Linked DNA regions of Homo sapiens: region 2 is linked to region 1. Evidence: chromatin contacts called from ENCODE Hi-C or POLR2A ChIA-PET data. All regions are on one chromosome and are shown on one strand. Each heading gives the region's core, a stretch centred on a gene start or an enhancer-like site at or near the end of the contact. The rest is flanking DNA. Distances are from core to core; before and after follow the strand shown.

Region 1 (6,560 bases), core at 1,145-3,644:
CCTTTCCCCATTTCTTGTTTTTGTCAGGTTTGTCAAAGATCAGATGGTTATAGATATGCAGCATTATTTCTGAGGGCTCTGTTCTGTTCCATTTGTCTATATCTCTGTTTTGGTACCAGTACCGTGCTGTTTTGGTTACTGTAGCTTGTAGTATAGTTTGAAGTCAGGTAGCATGATGCCTCCAGCTTTGCTCTTTTGGCTTAGGATTGACTTGGCGATGCGGGCTCTTTTTTGGTTCCATATGAACTTTAAAGTAGTTTTTTCCAATTCTGTGAAGAAAGTCATTGGTAGCTTGATGGGGATGGCATTGAATCTATAAATTACGTTGGGCAGTATGGCTATTTTCATGATATTGATTCTTCCTACTCATGAGCATGGAATGTTCTTCCATTTGTTTGTACCCTCAATAAAATTTCATTGAGCAGTGGTTTGTAGTTCTCCTTGAAGAGGTCCTTCACATCCCTTGTAAGTTGGATTCCTCGGTATTTTATTCTCTTTGAAGCAATTGTGAATGGGAGTTCACTCATGATTTGGTTCTCTGTTTGTCTGTTATTGGTGTATAAGAATGCTTGTGATTTTTGCACATTGATTTTGTATCCTGAGACTTTGCTGAAGTTGCCTATCAGCTTAAGGAGATTTTGGGCTGAGACGATGGGGTTTTCTAGATATACAATCTTTGATTTGTTGTTTTCTCAGATTCAAAAGGTTCTTCAAAGGGCATTTTAAATTTGATGTTAGAATGAAGCGTGCCTTTGAAAAATTAACTTTTATACACAGATGTACCATTTGTTCTTGTTCTGAAGCAATATTGTATAAGAATAAAATAATCTTCACTGAATTCTATTAAGACTATATAACATTCTAGACAACCGAAAAGGCTTTTTCCTGGAATTAGATATGGAACATTACAGAACATTTTTGTCTCCTTGGTTGCAGGGATACATCATATGTTAAGGCCAACACATTTATATCTCAAGAAAGTCATGAACCAAATCATCTGGAGTTGAGAAAGTTGTTTAAATGTGTCAGAGAAGGAATAAATTGTAGGCAAAATGTGGTGTAAAGATTAGCATGCAGGAGCTCATCTATGGCATTGGTAGTCTCCAGTGTTCATTTGTTTTAAAGATAAGTCTAATGTATTACAAATAGAAATCCAATGCCTTTAGCAGAGTAGATGCTGACAATCTAAAACTAAGCGAAACAAACCACCTCCAATAAACTCATCAGTCAATGATCATTATTCTTTCATTTTATCATCATATTCTCAGAAACACAGTTAATATTAATTCATGGAACAGCAGGAATCTGATGTTATAAGAATAAAAACAGAACCTGATTTTATAGGATACATTATTCACATAATAAAATGATGAAATGTTCAATACCCAAACCATGAACATGAGCTCAAAACTAGTCACTTGATGAAATTTAAAAGAAAAAAAAAAGAGAAATAGTCTCTTCGTTCAGATATTTACTATTTCAGTAGGAAAAAAAGAAGAGAAAATATTGGCAAAGTATTTTAATGTACTGTTTTAGGTCATTTGTTTTTGTATTTGGAGAGTGTATTTTGAAAGCTTGGATCCAATTGGTTGAAGCTTTGGAGTCATGAGGAATTCTTACATTTTTAATCTGGAAAAGTTCCTCACAAAGGAGAGGATTTAATGTGGGCTTTGGAGTTCATATATGGTTGGACCAGAAGGAGTTTTCTAAAATGTTCATTATGTTCACTTGTCAAATTGCCAAATTATCTCCTTGTTACTACAGGTCAGATAGTAATCCCAAATGGATTCAGTTTCTTCTTCAGCTTCCCCCAATTAAAATTAGCATATGCAAACATCAAAATTATTTTTTAAATTTCATCAGAAGATAGATTTGTTGGTAATTTTATTAGTCTTATGATAAGCTAGAGTCAGAAATGGGCCCCTAATGTCATTTATGCAACCCCACTGTTTTGCTTATGAAGAAACTGAAGCCCACAGGCATTTGAAGTCATACAGTTAGTGATCCAATTGGATGGAATCTATGGTTCTCTTATTCTTAGAGCAGGACTCTTTCCATCCTAGCACACATGTTCTCTAGCTCAAACTAGACAAAAATAAAAAATTTCATGCCGAGCCTTCCGGTCTACGTTTCTCAGGCTCAAGTTTGATCTGCTTTTGAGAAACTATGCTGTTTTGAGATTTTCATGGGCAAAGATAGAAACAGATTAAGTAACTTTGCCTTACAGTCGTATATGATATTTCTCTTAAAACTTGATCTTTATATCTATGTCCCCATTAAATTCTAATAGAGTTGAGTCATAATTTTTAGAAATTACTTGTTTGAAGATCCTCTGAGTCAATACAATGGATTGGGATTCAGAGGACTCATGGTATTATCATGTGTTGGTAACAACCTCTTCCCTCATAGTACTTACATAAGTAAGCACTTACGTAAGTAAGCACTTACGTAAGTACTTACATAAGTAAGTACATAGTGATGTACTTACATCACTGAATCATAATGACTTTTCCAATATACCAAAAAATAGCTAATCATTTCTTGTGACATGTCAGCATATGTTTGAGGGTGGAGGGTAGGATATGACTATGACCTAAGAAATGTTCACAGGCTTATGTTATATTCTTGGAAAAGATGTACTTTACTATCTCTATCTATTTTCATTCATACAGTGCTTAATTTTACTGGAGGCAAAAAAAAAAAAGGACAATGTGAGAAGAAGAGTTCAGCCATGCATTACTTTTTAAAAAAAGAAACTCTGGAAGATTTTTAAGAATAAGATGGCATGAATATTCCTGCTCTATGAAAGCAACAGAACTATTTTCTCTATGACCTCTTATCTAAATTTTACCAGAAGCTTCTGAGGTTAAAGTCAAATTTTATAATTCATTATTTCTTATCCTTAATTGCAGAAATATTTATAAAATCTTGAGTCCAAGGCCATAATTTGGAAGTGTGCAGATGTAGCCCACCCTCATTTAAAGTTGATAAGAAAAAAATGAGTTAAAAAAATAGAGGTATCCCAAATGACTATACTTCATTCCTCAATATTAAATAATAGACATATCCTCACCACTCTACTACAGTTCTGTTGGTTATGGGTGATTAATTCATTAAAATAAACAGATATATGTTGTGTCTTTGCCATGGCCCAGGCATGGTTCTCCTCATATGTTAGTGGGAAAAGACAGAAATAATGAAATAATTGTATCATATTGCAGGTGATGATAAAAGAGAAGAAGAAAAATTAAGCAGGAAAAAGAATATGGAGAGTAAGGCGTCACATGGGTGCTTTTTTATATAAAGCAGTGGGGAAATAACTGTCTAATAAGGTAATGTTTGAGCAGAGATTGGAAAAAAATGAGTCATATATATGCCTGGCAGAAGAGCATTCCAAGAAAGGAAAAGAAAAGCTCAAAGCCCATGAGGTGAGCAGGTGCTTAGCATGTTAAAGGAACAACAGAGGAGGCCAGGGTAGCTGAAGAAGAATGATTGACAGGGCTAGTGGTAGGAATTGAGGTTGGAAAGATGATAGCAGTTACATCAAATTGGACTTTGGTTTTTACTCTAAGTGGAAAACCATTGGAGAGTTTTGAGCAGAGGGTTAACGAATATTTGATGCTGTATGCAGGATGGACTGCACCGGGACAAAAGGTAAAAACAGGGAAACAAGAGTCTGCTGAAGTGACCCACATGAGAAATATGGCAGCTTGGTCCAGGTGGTAGCTGATGAATGTGTGGTCTTTTTTCTTTTTTAAATTTCAGCTCTTGAACATATTCAGTGGGCTCTTTCTAACCTCATAGATCCTACCTACTCAAGCAGCCTTCTCTCTGCTGAATCTAGCTAGCATCAAAAGATCACATAATATCTCATAAACATATAATTATTATTTGTTAATTAAAGATAATACATATTGTTTTAATTAACAATAAAAAAGACCTTCTGGAGCTGGCCATATTCTCTTTCTAGCCTCAGGCTAGGTTGTCACTACTACACTGATGAGCATTGTTGCGGATCTACTGATTCTCAACTTTGTGTTCAAATATACAGAGGCTTCCCTAGGAAGGATGGTGAGGGCAAACTATTAAATTCTTTCTCTTCTCACTATGAGACACATTTCCCATTTAACTCTGCTTGGGCCTCACATTGTAAGGTAGGGGTCTAGGCGGAAAAGTTTCTCCCAGAATGTGAGGGAAAGCCACTCATTCTTAGAGAGGTAGCTAAGGGTATATGTGGGAGACCACATTCCCACGGCTTTTTCCTCTCTTCCATCCTTTTAATCCACACTGGGTTAAAAAGGGTTGGCTTATTTTAACAGCCTTTGTGTCATGTCATTCTAGTATTTAGCAGCGAGACTTTGTCTGGATGTAACAGGCAAAAGAACTTTGGAGAAGTCTCTCTGGTTACCAAACTGATTGTCTTGCTAAAGAAGTCAAGTAGCTACTTTTCCTTATTTGAGGCAAAAAACTTGGGAGGTAGGCCTCGGAGACGGAAAGCTACAAGGAAACATGATTTAAGATCAAAATACATCAATTTGTTGTTTGCTAAATATTATTCCTGGAACAGCTATGATAAATGCTGAATATTGGATCGGTGAAGAAAATGATAATTGTTCAATAAATGGTATATATTAGCTTCCTAGTGCTTCTATAACAAATTATAAAAAAAAACCTTATGGCTTAAAACAACATAAATTTATTCTCTTACAGTTCTACAGGTTAGAGATCCACAATTAGTCTCAATAAGCTAAACTCAAGTGTCCATAGGGCAGTGTCCATTTTGGAGATGCTAGGTTTCCATTTCCTTGCCTTTCACAGCTTTTAGAACTTGGTGGCATTCCTTGGCTCATAGCTCCTTTACCACTTTCAAAGCACATGACTCCAACTTCTGCTTCTGTTACAATACAACCTTCTCTGACTTTGCCCCTCTTGTCTCCCTGTTACAAAGACCCATGATTCCACTGAGCAAAGCCAAATAATTTAGAATAATGTCCCATCTCAAGATCCTTAGCTTAATCACATCTGCAAAATTCCTTTCGCCATATAAGGCAACATATTCACAAGTTCAGGAGATTAGGGCCTAGACATCTTTGGGTGGGTTCTATTCATCACATGACGCAAGATAAATTGCCTAACTTTCTTTCTCTTTCTCTCTTTTAACAGCCTTTGTGTCATATCATTGAATTGAAATTGATCCATCAATTGAAGTGTGAAGAATTGAAATTGATCCATCAGTTGAAGTGTGAAGAATTGTCATCAATTCTTCAGATTGCCATTGATCCATCAATTTCAATTCTATGAATTTCTCAAAGTAAATTTTTAAATACACAAATATATATTGAAGCTAATTTACTGCCATGATTGGTTGCTAATGATTGCTAATGATTGTGATTAGTGTGGGAAGTCTATAGACCTGATAGCTATGATTCTCTAAATTTATTTTACTATATACACTAAATATAGTGTGTGTGTGTATATATATATAGAGAGATAGCAATATCTATATGTAGCAAAATATAGAAATATATCTATATATACACACTATATATATAGCTCTCTCTATATATATAGTGTGTATATCTATACACACACACACACAAACACACCTAATTGTATTTAAACTTCACACTGTATACCTCAGTAAATTATGCAGAGATTAAAATTTGAATGTTAATTATGACAGCATCATTTATAAAATTTTTCTTCCAGGAAGGGTCATGACAGATAGGGTCCAAACATAACAGAAGTCTCCAGAACAATATAGCAACTCATGTTGGTTAATGTTATGTGTCAACTTGCATGGGCCATGGTACCCAGACATGTGGTCAAACAATGTATTGAATATTTGTGTGAGGTTATTTTTGAATGAGATTAACTTTAAATTAGTGAAATTTTAATAAAGCAGATTGCCATCTATGATGTGGGTGGGTTTCATCCAATCAACAAGGGACTGAATACAACAAAAGACTGACCTCCCTGCTAGCAAGAGGCAACTCTGCCAGCTGATATTCTTCACGCTTGTACTGCAACATCATCTCTATCCTGCCAGTCCTCTCTACAGATTTTGGAATTGCCAGTCTCCTTAATCATGTAAGCTAATTCCTTAAAATAAACCTCTTTCGATATATACATCCTGTTGGTTCTGTTTCTCTGAAGAATACAAAACTAACATACAACCTTAAAGGCCAAAAAAACTATATGTATAAAACAAAAAGGATAAATATCCTAAATATATAAAATGTTTTGCAAATTAATAGGCAAAAATAACCCCAAATGCTACAGGAAAATGAATAGAAAAATACTGGGGGAAAAAGAAAAATACATCTAAAAAAAGCAACGGATAAAAATAATTAGAAGTGCTCTAGTTTTCAAAGACTTATTGTTTAAAAAAGCAAAACAAAAGATTGGCAAAGACTGAAAAAAGTGGGAACACCCAGTATTGTTTAAAAGGGAAATCAGTATTCACAACCTATTGCTTAAAATATAAATTGCTATGCTATTTTCTAGGAACATACTAGAAATTTAGTTATACATATCAAGGGTCTAATAAAAGACATTGA
Region 2 (6,926 bases), core at 3,893-6,392, 150 kb after region 1:
AAATAAACATACCTACCTTAAAGTGTTTGCAGGTTTTAAATCATGTATTCCTTTTTCCTTATAACATAGTGAATGTACCACAAATCACCACCTTTAACTCTTCTCCTTTCCTATAGCCCATTGCCCTCTACTTATATCAAACTACTGATTCTTCTGTCTATCTCAACACTGTTTAGACTATATTTGTGTAAATTCAAGAGGCTAAAAAGATATATTTACAGTGCATTTGGAAATAACATCTAGAATGATGCACTAAACAAACAAAATAACTTTCCGATTTGTCTGCCATATTAAAACAAACCAAATCTGCCCTCCTAGATATCCTAGAAGCAATGTCAGTTTGTTTCTATAGAAAAATCCCATCTCAGGTCAATTATTTCCCATGTGCTTGCCAGTGTAGTACTTTAACCAGAGAGAGAGATTTTACCAACTTACATCTACCCTCCCTCTCCAGATGCCCAGATTTGATTCCATAAATCCCTATGGACATCTATTAAATCCCAACCAGGAGAAAAGCTCTGCAGAGCAAGAAGGAAGAACTGAATCTTTTTCTGGGCATTCTTCCAGACAGAAACTTGGCTGCGCATGTCACTAAGGACAACTGTGTCTGCCTTGCTTTTGTGCCATCTGAAATGCAGCACACTGGAGAATTTGGAAAACAGTCTCCGTTGTATTGAGCAGTTTTCTGATTTACTCGAGCACGTAAGTGGGCTTTGATGTGGAACAGATCCAGTGGGGTTTCTAAGTTTCCCAAGCTTCAGGCCCACCTAGTTTTCAAGTCTTCTTGAGCCACTCTTTGAGTTAGCTCAACCCTTCAATTATTATATACCCCAAAGAGGAGATTGACATATTATTCATCTTTTAGGAAAAAATACGGCGCAGAAGAAAAGCGAGCATTTTGGTGTCATACAGACCTCCTACTCCATGATCATGATGAACAAGTGAATCACTTCAGTTCTCCAAGCTCCACTTTCACCAAATGTAAAAGAAGAAAACCATTCCTACTTCGAGAGTTTGTGTGGATTAAATGAGATAATGGGTACACAGATGACACATTATATTCAAAATGGTAGCTGCTTTACTATTTTTTCATCATTCGTATATTTTTCACTCACAACTTCCTCATTCTACACTTTTGCTTCATTCACATCTTTTATTTTTAGGTAACGTTTAACTGTGCGCTTGGGAATTAAAATCTTGGTAGCCTTTGCCCCTTTGCACTTAGTGTTCACATGTGCTCACACCAGTGTTTTTGGCCCTGGACTTTTCACTGAGACTTTGGTTCACTCACAACCTGACTATCAGCATTGCTTCTGTGCCCTAGCCTTGGCCAATGAGAACCTCCTGCCTCCAGTTATTCGGCAGACACTTGGTGAGGCTAGTCTCTGTCATTTGTCAAGTGTGTGTGTATGTATGTATGTATGTGCATGTGAGGTATTATATCTTGGTGCTGTTATTAAGTAAGGTTGGCATTCTTCTTGTGGCTGAAGGGTGTTAAGGAAAGTGAGTGGCTGCTGGTTAGGCAATTAAGAAGGTTGCTACACAAGTTACAGCAAGGGTATCTTCCAGCAGGTTTGCATCTTCTCCCCTAGAAATAACTCTTCTGCCTTCACTTCTCTTGCTTACCCCAGTCATGATTACCGAGGAACAACAAAATCTTCAGACAGTATTGGTTTGCGATACTCAACACACAGTCAAGCAATGGGTCTAGGCCCATTAATAGCACATGTTTCTGTATGTTTATGAACCATAACTAACTACTATTACCATATTGTTGTTTTGTATCTATGCAAGAGTGTTTACTTCTATGTGTAGCTGCACATATCTAAATAATGTATAGGCTGGGCGCGGTGGCTTATGCCTGTAATCCTAGCACTTTGGGAGGCTGAGGCAGGTGGATCACCTGAGGTCGGGAGTTCAAGACCAGCCTGACTAACATAGAGAAACCCCGTCTCTACTAAAAATACAAAATTAGCCAGGCGTGGTGGTGCATGCCTATAATCCCAGCTACTCGGGAAGCTGAGGCAGGAGAATCACTTGAACCCGGGAGGCGGAGGTTGCAGTGAGCCGAGATCGCCCCATTGCACTCCAGCCTGGGCAACAAGAGTGAAACTCCGTCTCAAAAATAAATCAATAAAATAAAATAAAATAATGTATAAATATATATGTACACATATTTACCTTACACTTATACTGTAAAATGTTATTACATGCATGTATATATATCTGTATATATATGTCTGTGTGTACATGTATATTACATATATACACATGGATCACAAAGTTAAACTGTTTAAAAATTGTAAACATTTGAAATTTCATGAGTTAAACTGCAGGTGCCATAATTGCAAAATAATATTTGTATCTCAATATGAATTTAAATTGATACACATAAGGTAAAAAATTGTCTTATCTAGAGAAGTTGTTTTTAACTTATTAAAGGAATTTAAGTATATGCTGTCAACAATTATGAATTTTCCTATAACTTTTATATATTATTTACAATAATTACATAACTAACTTAATTAGCAAATATTAGAATATCTTAGAAGATATATAAACAAAGATCAAGGGAATTAAAACACCCATAGTTTTACAAGTTAGAAATAACCTGTGTTAGTATTTTTCATCTCGTTCTGTCCTTATTTTCTGTACAAATTATACTATGAAAGTCTTAAATTCTGCTTTCTCTTAACATCATGTGAAACATTTCTCATGTCCTTCTTTAGAAAAGAGTTTTAACGAAATTATATTTTATTATATGCATATATATTGATTGTTTGTTAACTAGTTTATACATAGTGCTTACTGAATCCTTTTTCTGCATCTACAAGCTGTTATTAATATTCACATAAAGAGAAAGATGTTATGAAAATAGAAATGCATATATTGAAATATTTTACTTAGTATTGTTTATAAAGTGTTTTATGATTATCTAGCGGCCTTGAATTTATTTTTAAACATTTCAAATCTTCAGCTGTTTTACTTTCCTTCAAATACTTCATAAATGTCTTTTTCACACCATGTTTTTTTGTTGGTTTGTTTTTGGAGACAGTCTTGCTCTGTTGCCCAGGCTGGAGGGCAGTGGTGCAATCTTGGGTCACTGCAACCTCCACCCGCCAGGCTCAAACGATTCTCATGCCTCAGCCTCCTGAATAGCTGGGATTACAGGTGTGCATCACCACACCCAGCTAATTTTTGTATTTTTATTAGAGAAGGGGTTTCCCCATGTTGCCCAGGCTGGTCTCAAACTCCTCGACCTCCCAAAGTTCTAGGATTACAGGTGTCATTCACTGTGCCCGGCCAGCCATGTTTTTCTTTAACAAGGGGTTCTAACCACAACTTAACATTGTTTGGGTCAAAGCCTGTTTCTAAATATTTGTTGCTGGGGTAGGTGGAAATTGGATGATGTTCTAAGGTCTGTGTAAGTGAATAGGGCTGCTGGTCCCTACACTGAAAGGTCTCAGGCTGAGGTGACAATTTTAATGAGGATTAGCACTATTTCCTTATCTTTTTCCTCTGCTGTCAAGTAGGGTTTCTTCCCTCTACCAGTACTTTTAAACTGCCACCTAAATTATAGTCAGTTCTGCTATCAAGCAGTTTTGAAAACATAAATTTGTTCTAATGTAATTGATATATTAAGGAAGAATTTGAGGATAATTCAAATGCTGTATTTGCTTATGCATGATTTTGTCAATGAGAAAAACTAGATGAATGCAGAAAACTGCATCCAGCTGAAATCAGCTGTGTAAAAGTACACAGAACACACACACACACCCCTCAAACATCTGCCGGCTGCGTCCACTTGCCTTGTGTGTTACAGCCACATTATCTGTATTTGGTATTGCAAATTTCTGTCTGATTTCAGGTAACTTCCCTTCTACCACTTCACAATAACTCACATGCTGTAGGCATTCCAACGCCCACTCTCATAAGCAAACTTCAAGTCTTTTTCAAGGTAAGTGTTTTGTGTATTTAACTATTCAGTGTGTGTAAAACTATGCTACCATTTTTATTCGGTTTGTACCTTTTTAAAAATGTGCCCGGAGACACATTACACTGAGATATGACAAAGTTTTTGTGTGTTGTGCCCCAGCCCCATCTTTTTTCCTAAGCTTTATGGGCTTTATTATACCATTTGGCATAGAGGGATGATTTTGGAAACACATGTTACATAATAGTGCAACTGAGTGTACAGATGATCTCTGGGAAAGACCCTGCTTATGTGCAATGGAAGAGCTATTTTCCCTTAAACTCAGAAACATTTCTAACTGTTGTTTAGGTTCAAAATTGTTTGTTTTCTGGGCACAGTTGTTCTAAGGTGGCTTTTGAACATACTGGGACCATGCAGGTGTCTAAATGGCTGTCTCCTTTTTAGCCTTCAGATCCTGAAGAGGTTTTTGTTCAGCATCTAGACATTTTTGTTTCCGAGGACCAACTCTCCCCATCTCCCGCCCCCACCCCTAGTCACTCTGGCCGCCCCGTCACCTATCATGTTATTTTTACATTTTGATATATTGAAATTATCTTATATGTTTGATGGCATTGCATATGTTACATTAAATTATATTATTTGTTCATTGTTCCTACTCAGGTATTACTTCATAAAGCCAGACATGTTTTCTGCCTTGTTCACAGAAGATTCTCACTGCCTAAAACAGTGTCCACCACACACTGATCAATAAATATCTCTATGCTGTAAAACACGGGTCTCTTTCCATGTGTTTAGCACAAAAACTTTATAACAGCCATTTCCTTGTATTTGTCCATCTGGAATTATTTTGGACTTCCCTACTATACAAGCCTCTGACTAACATGCATTTTCACAGTATTGTTAACTCCTTGGGGAATAGGAAAACACATTTTAATAGTAATCCAGAAATCAAACTTAGACCTTTGTTTTTTATGCTAGTTTCTAGCCATTTTTTTTTCTTCTTCTTAAACTGCAATTATTTCACTTAATGTCTAAGAATAGCTCTGGGAATACAGCAGCTTGAGTGGTAACAGAGATGGGCAGGGATATGTTGATTCTTGACAAACACCAACTGAACATGTAATTAGAGGTGCTAGCTGGGGTAGAGGAATCGGACTGTGAAGCCACCTCAGAGATCATCACTGAATAAAATGGACTTGCTCACAACACTAAGCTGAAAATCAAGGGCTGAGTTCCAGCAAACATTTATCTAGTGCCCCCTAATGGCAATGCCCAGTCCTAAATGCTGAAATAATAAAATGAATAAAATAAAGATCCTTCTGTAAACGAGTGTAGAATTTGGTGAGCAAGGCGTAAGTGCCACAAATAAACATACAGCCAAGTTCTAAATATGTGATGTTTAAAGAAAAATACGTGAACATAGTCACAGAGAAAGGAGCACCTACTACGTATTATTTATTGTTTTGAGACAGTCTCACTCTGTCGCCCAGGCTGGCGTGCAGTGGCGCAATCCCAGCTCACTGCAACCTCTGCCTCTCGGGTTCAAGTGATTCTTGTGCCTCAGCTTCCAGAGTAGCTGGGATTACAGGCATGCACCACCACACCCAGCTAATTTTTGTATTTTTAGTAGAGACAGGGTTTCACCATGTTGGCCAGTCTGGTCTCAAACTCCTAGCCTCATGTGATCTACCTGCCTCAGCCTCCCAAAGTGCTGGGATTACATATTATTATTTTTTAGACACAAGGTCCTGCTCTGCTGTCCAGGCTGGAGTGCAGTGGCATGATCATCGCTCACTGCAGGCTGGAACTCCTGGGCTCAAGCAATCTCCCCCAACCAACCCCTCACCTTGGCCTCCCGTAGCTCTGGGATTACAGGTGTGAGCTACAGTACCTGGTGCATTTGGGTTGGGGGAGATATATTGGTTATGATATGGGCTGGCCATGAAAGGGGTGCTGTGCCAGTCACCTGCCTGTGTTCTCTCAAATCCATTTCCCACTCCCTCGCGGTTCACTTTGTATTCCAGAAAACAACATTTCCCAGGCTCCACGGCCCACTGGCTTGTGGCTGGGTTTGTGCAGTTAAAAGGATCGGCAACAGCAGAGAAGACCAGAGCAAGGGAAAAAGCGAGCTACTTCTCCCTACCCCTCTGCTTGGGCAGCATCACAGGACAGGTAGCAGTCACGTCTCCTCCATGGCTCCAGCTCCTGCCAGACAAGTCCTCCATGACTTCAGTTTCAACCTGGTGGTCCTGACTCCAGGGCTCTGGTAATACCCAGATCTCTCCAGCACAGGGAAGTGAGAGGCTTCCAACTGAGGCTGATCTTAGAGTTGCCTCACCTGCTCCTATTTGGTATTTTTGTGCTTCCATTAACCCAGCAACACATTTTCTGTATTAACTCCCCTCTGTTTGACGTGTATAGGGATGCTGTCTGTTTGTTTGCCTGACACAGGTGATACATTGCTCCTGATAGGAAGGAGGTGCATGGGCTCTGGCCTGGAAAGGAATAAAGATTCAGGAATTTAGTCTGTGGGAATGGAAAGGTTAAGGGCCACCTAAAGTAACAGGAAGTTTCACACATGCTGAGATTGAGCTGAAGCAACACCACTCTGTGTCTCGGAGGCCTTCGGGAAGGCTAGGGAGGGTTTTATGCCTGTACAAATGTTTCAGCCAAATATCAGCACCAAATGATGCCCAGGGAGAAATGCCACTTACGTAGGCAAGCCACAGGGCTGAAAAGATGGATCCAGTCTACCACGTTATTTTCTGCTAACTTTAAATCAAATATTTGGGACTCTTGGGGAATGACTCACCCATAGTATTTGGAAAGGCAGAGCTGGAAGGGATCTTCTTTCAAATTATATGAACAAGAGCACTAAAGCTCTTATATGTTAAAATGATTTGCTCAAGGTCACACAGCTGGCATAGCCAGAGGCGAACTCCTCTTTCCTGATTCCAGGTCCACAGCTGTTTTTACTCATCTGCTGTTTTTT

The links. Hi-C counts contacts between places; a loop is a spot of excess contacts on that map. ChIA-PET counts read pairs that join two places held with the same protein, here RNA polymerase II (POLR2A). Pooled maps may share reads with other maps.
Region 2: a map of IMR-90 shows a loop between it and region 1 (2.0-fold over the local background). The contact joins two enhancer-like sites. A Hi-C loop is called at or near these places in 3 of 168 maps with a recorded cell type or tissue (Caco-2, IMR-90 and mammary epithelial cell) and 2 of 50 pooled maps. POLR2A ChIA-PET finds 5 or more read pairs at or near these places in 1 of 52 experiments (MCF 10A).

The regions. Positions count from the first base shown.
Region 1 is chr10:106,421,802-106,428,361 of GRCh38, forward strand. No RefSeq gene overlaps it. Among named protein-coding and RNA genes, the nearest start is that of LINC02624, 280 kb to the left of the region's middle. Within about 2 kb of position 2,395, at least 2 of the 41 ENCODE cell types and tissues checked have a DNase peak (open chromatin) inside an H3K27ac peak, as active enhancers do; they include mammary epithelial cell, where a contact is called at or near this core.
Region 2 is chr10:106,566,574-106,573,499 of GRCh38, forward strand. It overlaps LOC105378472 (a long non-coding RNA gene), which reads left to right and starts at 1,262. Exons shown (of 3, transcript XR_946298.3): 1 at 1,262-1,372; 2 at 3,869-3,958; 3 at 4,595-4,659. Within about 2 kb of position 5,143, at least 2 of the 41 ENCODE cell types and tissues checked have a DNase peak (open chromatin) inside an H3K27ac peak, as active enhancers do; they include mammary epithelial cell, where a contact is called at or near this core.